2 separate regions of the Mus musculus genome follow, and region 2 is linked to region 1. A link is a loop called in an ENCODE intact Hi-C map of the cell type or tissue named here. Cell type or tissue: gastrocnemius. All regions are shown on one strand.

Evidence for each region. Peaks named below come from ENCODE experiments on the same cell type or tissue, not always from the same donor. Only the 100,000 strongest peaks of a DNase experiment are listed, where the experiment ranks them.
Region 2: it touches region 1 in a loop (2.5-fold over the local background); 1 of 42 quality-filtered maps calls a loop at or near these places.

The regions. Positions count from the first base shown.
Region 1 is chr7:28,178,203-28,180,702 of GRCm38, forward strand. Fbl (fibrillarin) reads left to right here. Exons shown (of 9, transcript NM_007991.3): 7 at 3-115; 8 at 696-841; 9 at 929-1,067. The coding sequence ends at 953. It overlaps Dyrk1b (dual-specificity tyrosine-(Y)-phosphorylation regulated kinase 1b), which reads left to right and starts at 2,114. Exons shown (of 11, transcript NM_001271370.1): 1 at 2,114-2,224. The coding sequence starts at 2,146. In gastrocnemius, no CTCF peak of the experiment used is centred here; DNase peaks (open chromatin) are centred at 1,231 and 1,830; H3K4me3 peaks cover 1,334 bases; H3K27ac peaks cover 2,277 bases.
Region 2 is chr7:28,338,367-28,340,866 of GRCm38, forward strand. Supt5 (suppressor of Ty 5, DSIF elongation factor subunit) reads right to left here and starts at 353. Exons shown (of 30, transcript NM_013676.1): 1 at 329-353; 2 at 1-69. The coding sequence starts at 60. In gastrocnemius, a CTCF peak has its summit at 1,386 (motif pointing left); DNase peaks (open chromatin) are centred at 427 and 1,363; H3K4me3 peaks cover 1,434 bases; H3K27ac peaks cover 1,786 bases.

The DNA.
Region 1 (2,500 bases):
AGCAATGGTGGATGTCATCTTTGCCGATGTGGCCCAGCCAGACCAAACCCGAATTGTGGCCCTGAACGCCCACACCTTCCTGCGGAATGGAGGACACTTTGTGATTTCCATTAAGGTATGGGTCTTGCCATGTAAGGTTGAGTAACCCTAGAGTGTGGTGTGGGTGCTTTGTCTCTGTGGCTGAGCAGGTTATGGCGCCTTAGCCTATCTGACTTGTTTATTAGTCCTCCTTATGGCTGAAATAAAGACTGATAGCTGCTAAGCATTTGGAGCAGATTGTGGGGTACAATATTAACTGCAGCAGGTACATTTTTCAAAACATTTTAATTTTAAATAGGGAAAACTCTCGCGCATCCTCACCATGTTCAAAACTGGCCAACCTATTGCTACACTTGTTTTTGGGTTTTTTTTTTGTTTTGTTTTGTTTTTGTTTTTTCAAGACAGAGTTTTCTCTGTATAGCCCTGGCTGTCCTGGAACTCAACTCTGTAGACCAGGCTGCTATTGCTACATTTGTTCTGTTTTTGCCAGCTGGGCTTCCAGGATATGGAAGAAAATTCCTGACCTTAAACACTGCCTTAGATAAATGAAATAACCTGTTTCCAATGTGAGCCAAATTAAAACTTCTTTAATGAAGTTAGAAAATTGGGAAAGCCTGGGTCTCCAAATCTGTAACTTAGTCCTGACTCCTTTCTAGGCCAACTGCATTGACTCCACTGCGTCAGCAGAGGCTGTGTTTGCATCTGAAGTGAAGAAGATGCAGCAGGAGAACATGAAGCCGCAGGAGCAGCTGACGCTAGAGCCTTATGAGCGAGACCACGCCGTGGTTGTCGGTGTGTACAGGTGAGTGTCACAACAGACCTCTCCCTTACCTGTGGCCCTGAGAAGCCAAAAGTGGTTACAACTCGACCCCCTCTGATTTCCTCACAGGCCACCTCCCAAGGTGAAGAACTGAAACTCAGAGCTGTCTGGATTGAAGAGATGTGTGTTGTTACTGTTGCACGTGTGGCTTGTGATTTTTTGGGGGCGGGGGAGTTGTTTTGTTTTTCTATTAAAAGACTCATCTGTCTCCCCTGTCTGGTGCCTATTGCTAAGTGGCCTCGAGACGCATGCGCCCTTGATCAACTTTGTGTGCTTCGGGGGGTGGTGCCTGGAAAGTTTCATCCGGTCACATGGTGCATGCTCCATTGGTGGCTGCTCCGCACGTGCGCGGCTCAGCACCCTTAAGGCGCAGGCGCACTGTGCTCCGCTAGGTCACGTGAATGATGTGGGGGCGGAGCCGGGGCAGGGGGGCCGGTTTGTTGTGGTCGCCATTTTGCTGGTTGCATTACTGGGTAATCGGGGCCCTGGCTCGCCGCGTCCACCGGACACCCTCAGCCAGTGGGCAGGTCTGAGCTCGGGCTCCCCGAGCAGTTTGAATCCCCTTACCCACGCCCTCAGGTAAGGGTGCTGCGACGGGCGGGGCGGCACGCTTGGGTGGGGGGCAGGCCGGGAACCGCCCTGCCCGTCCCCGCGAGATTTAGCAAGGGAAAGGAGGGGGCTTTGGGCCGTTGCAGCGGAGTCCGGCTCTTCATAGCTGGATTCCTGGAAGAGGCTGAGCCCGAGGGAGCCGTCCTGAGAGGGAGTCGGGGAGGGGGCAGCCAGGCCCCACTCCCGCCCTTTGTTTGGGCTCGGCTGCGCTGGCCGCTTCGCTGTCGCCTAGCAACAGCTGCCCTGAGTGCTAATTGGTTAAGCTCTTGGCAGCAACAACCAATGGCGCGGTTGTTGCCATGGGAGGTGCGGCCTGCCGGGCTCTCTTGGGCCCCGCCCGCCGGGACTCCACTGGCCGGGGCGGGCCTGCCGGGTGGGGGGCGGGACGCCAGGGTCCCTGGGGGCGGGTGGCCACGCGGGGCGGGGCTGGGCCGTAGGGCGAGGGTTAACCCGCCCCTCCCCCGTCCACCTGCTGTCCCCTTCCCCCGCGTGCCCTGGTCTGACCCTCGTCCCCTCCTTTCCCCGCCCCTCCCCCTCGGTGGCAGTGGCGGCGGCTGCTGTTGTCACCCACCGGGCCGCCTGTCCCGCTTGCCCTCACCGCCGCGGGGCTGGCTAGGCTAGCCGGGCCGGGGACAGGCGGCCACCTCCTCATCGCCGCCGCCACCACCACCGCCGCCATGCTGGCCGCTCGCCCACCGCACTGGGGTCCCCATCGCGCTCCAGCCCCCCGTGGGCCCAGCGCCATCCCTGACCCGGGTAGGGGTGGGAGCTGTAAGAGCTGGTCCTAGTGTGGGAGGGCTCGGGAAGAGGTTGTTTATCTGTGAAGCCCCAATAAAGGGGACCTGGAGTGGCAAGACATAGCATAGAAGGGGATCTGACAAGGGGGAGGCTCCTAAGAAGGGGATTTTGTTCCGAAGGACACTTTTAGTGAGTGAAGTCTTGTGCGATATTTAGGGATTTGGCTGTCAGGCCCTTCTAGGAATAGGCTCAATTGTGGAATGACCCAGCGTAGAAATAGAGGAGCTAGCAAGG
Region 2 (2,500 bases), 160 kb after region 1:
CTCGCTGCTGCGCTCGCTGTCCTCCTCCTCGGAGAAGTTGCTGTCTTCGCTGTCCGACATCTTCCGCAGCTGCAGAGGAAGACCGCGGCCTCAGGGCGTCGCGGAACCAAAAGCGCCACCCCCAAGCCTCAGTTTCCCCGCAAGGTAAACCGGGGGAGAAAATCCCCAGGCGCACTTCCGGCAGCCTGGTTCAGGCGGTCGCGAACCCGCGTTGTTCGGGCTATGGCAGCTAGCACACCCGGCCCTGGCTGCGGCCGGCACACGTCCTGAACCTCCGCCAGCCCCGACCCCCGCTCCGGCCCCTGCCTGCCGTCCCACGCCCGCTCACCGATCGCTTGCCACCTGAAGCTTCCGCGCCAGCTGCGGATCACACAACGCCTAGCTGGCCTGAGCGCTCTCTCGCGAGAACTGGCGCGTCAGTCTCACCTAACGCGAGACTTTAGGGGCCTGCTCTGAGGGCGGCCTCTTGGAGCCGCCATCTCCGGAGTGGCCAAAGTGGTTTACGCGGACTGTACGGCCGCCATCTTGAGAAGGTCGAAAAGTAATCGGCTTCTCCTAACCCAGAGCTGAATCGGGTGAACTGTTGGCTCGTCCGTCCTCTAAACTTCCCTCGGAGGTGTCAGAGGTGACGGGACAGAGATTCGGCTTCACACCGCCACCCTCGGCATTCTGAGGAGTTCCCCTAGATTTTTAGGGACCTAGACTCAGGTTAAATCCGAATTCCTGGCGATGCTCAAAACAATCTCAAAACTTGTTAGTTTAGCGCGGCACAGTATTGTGTTATTAATGATCTGGTTTGTTTGTTTGTTTGTTTGTGTGATAAGGCCTTACTTTGTAGCCTGGCTAAATCTCAGACTCACAAAGATAAGCCCATGTCTGCCTCTGCCTCCCTGGTACTGAAATTAAAGGCGTGTGCCACCATGCTTACAATGAAAGACACTTTAATACGGATTTAAGACTGAAGGCGGGAGCTGGTGAGATGGCTCAGTGGTTAAAAGCGCCTACTGCTCTTCCGAAGGTCCTGAGTTCAAATCCCAGCATCCACATGGTGACTCACAACCATCCATGACGAAATCTGATGCCCTCTTCTGGAGTATCTGAGGACAGCTACTGTGTACTTACATATAATAAATAAATAAATAAATCTTAAAAAAAAAAAGAAGAAGAGGAAGAAGAAGAAGAAGAACTGAAGGTGGACAGGCGAGCCAGGAGTTATGCACAAAACCATCACATTTATTTAATTCCGGACAGCCAAGGTTACACAGTGAAACACTGTAACCAAAACAAAACAATAAAACCTAAACTGGAGAGTTGGCTCAACCGCCAAAGAACGCTGGCTGCTGTGGAGCTGTGGTCAATTTCCAGCAGCTCACAACCCGCTTTCACTCCAGTCTCAGGGGAGCTAATGCTCGCCCTCTTCAGGCCTCGGCTGACATTGAATATCCACAGACATAAAAATTCAAGACAAGCCGGGCGGTGGTGGCGCACGCCTTTAATCCCAGCACTGGGAAGGCAGAGGCAGGCGGATTTCTGAGTTCGAGGCCAGCCTGGTCTACAGAGTGAGTTCCAGGACAGCCAGAACTGCACAGAGAAACCCTGTCTCGAACCCCCCACACACAAAAAAAAATTCAAGACAGAAAGTTAATAAAAGCAGCATGCTTGAGCAATCTAGATGGCTCATCAGATAAAGTATCTTGCTGAGAAACCTGACGATCTGAGTTCTATCCCTGGAACCTATATGATAGAAGGAAGATAGCCAAAAAGTTTTCTTCTGACCTCTGCATCCATGCTATAGTTGGAATACATGCACCCACTCATGTATGTGTGTATACATGTGTGTATATGGGTATATATACAATACATACACACATATATAACATTACATATGCATATAATATATATACAATAAGTTTAAATTTTTTAAGTCACGTGCTTCAGCTAGATATGGTGGTACCTACCTTGTAATACTGGCACTTGGCAGACTGAGGTAGGAGAATCTGAAGTCCCAATGGATCTAGACTACAAAACAGGACCCTTTCTCAAAACAACCAAATGGGAGAGGAGGAAGAAACAGTAAATTCCACCAAACTACTGAAAAGCACAAATTAACTTCAAAAACCATGTATGCACAGTGAAAGCAAAAGACGGTGGGATCTGGCAGAGGGTGTGATCCCATCCATACAGAACTCCAGAGCAAGCAAAGCCTAGCTATTCATAGGGAAAGCAGAGGAGTGGGTGTCTGAGCGCATGAGATGAAATGGAAGTCTGTCAGTGTCTGCCCGGGTGGGAGCGTTCACTGTACCTGGAGCCTTTTACTGCGTAAATCAGTGTCTGCCCGGAGGTGACCCGTTCAGGGTCGGTCTGAACTGCGCCCATGGAGTGAGATTATACAAAATGTTTAACGGATGGGAGCAGAAAGCAAGGGGGAGCAGGGTGGGCTGTTGCATTGACCAACCATATTTTTCTTTACAAGGGGTTTTGTTGGGGAAAAAGGGGGGCG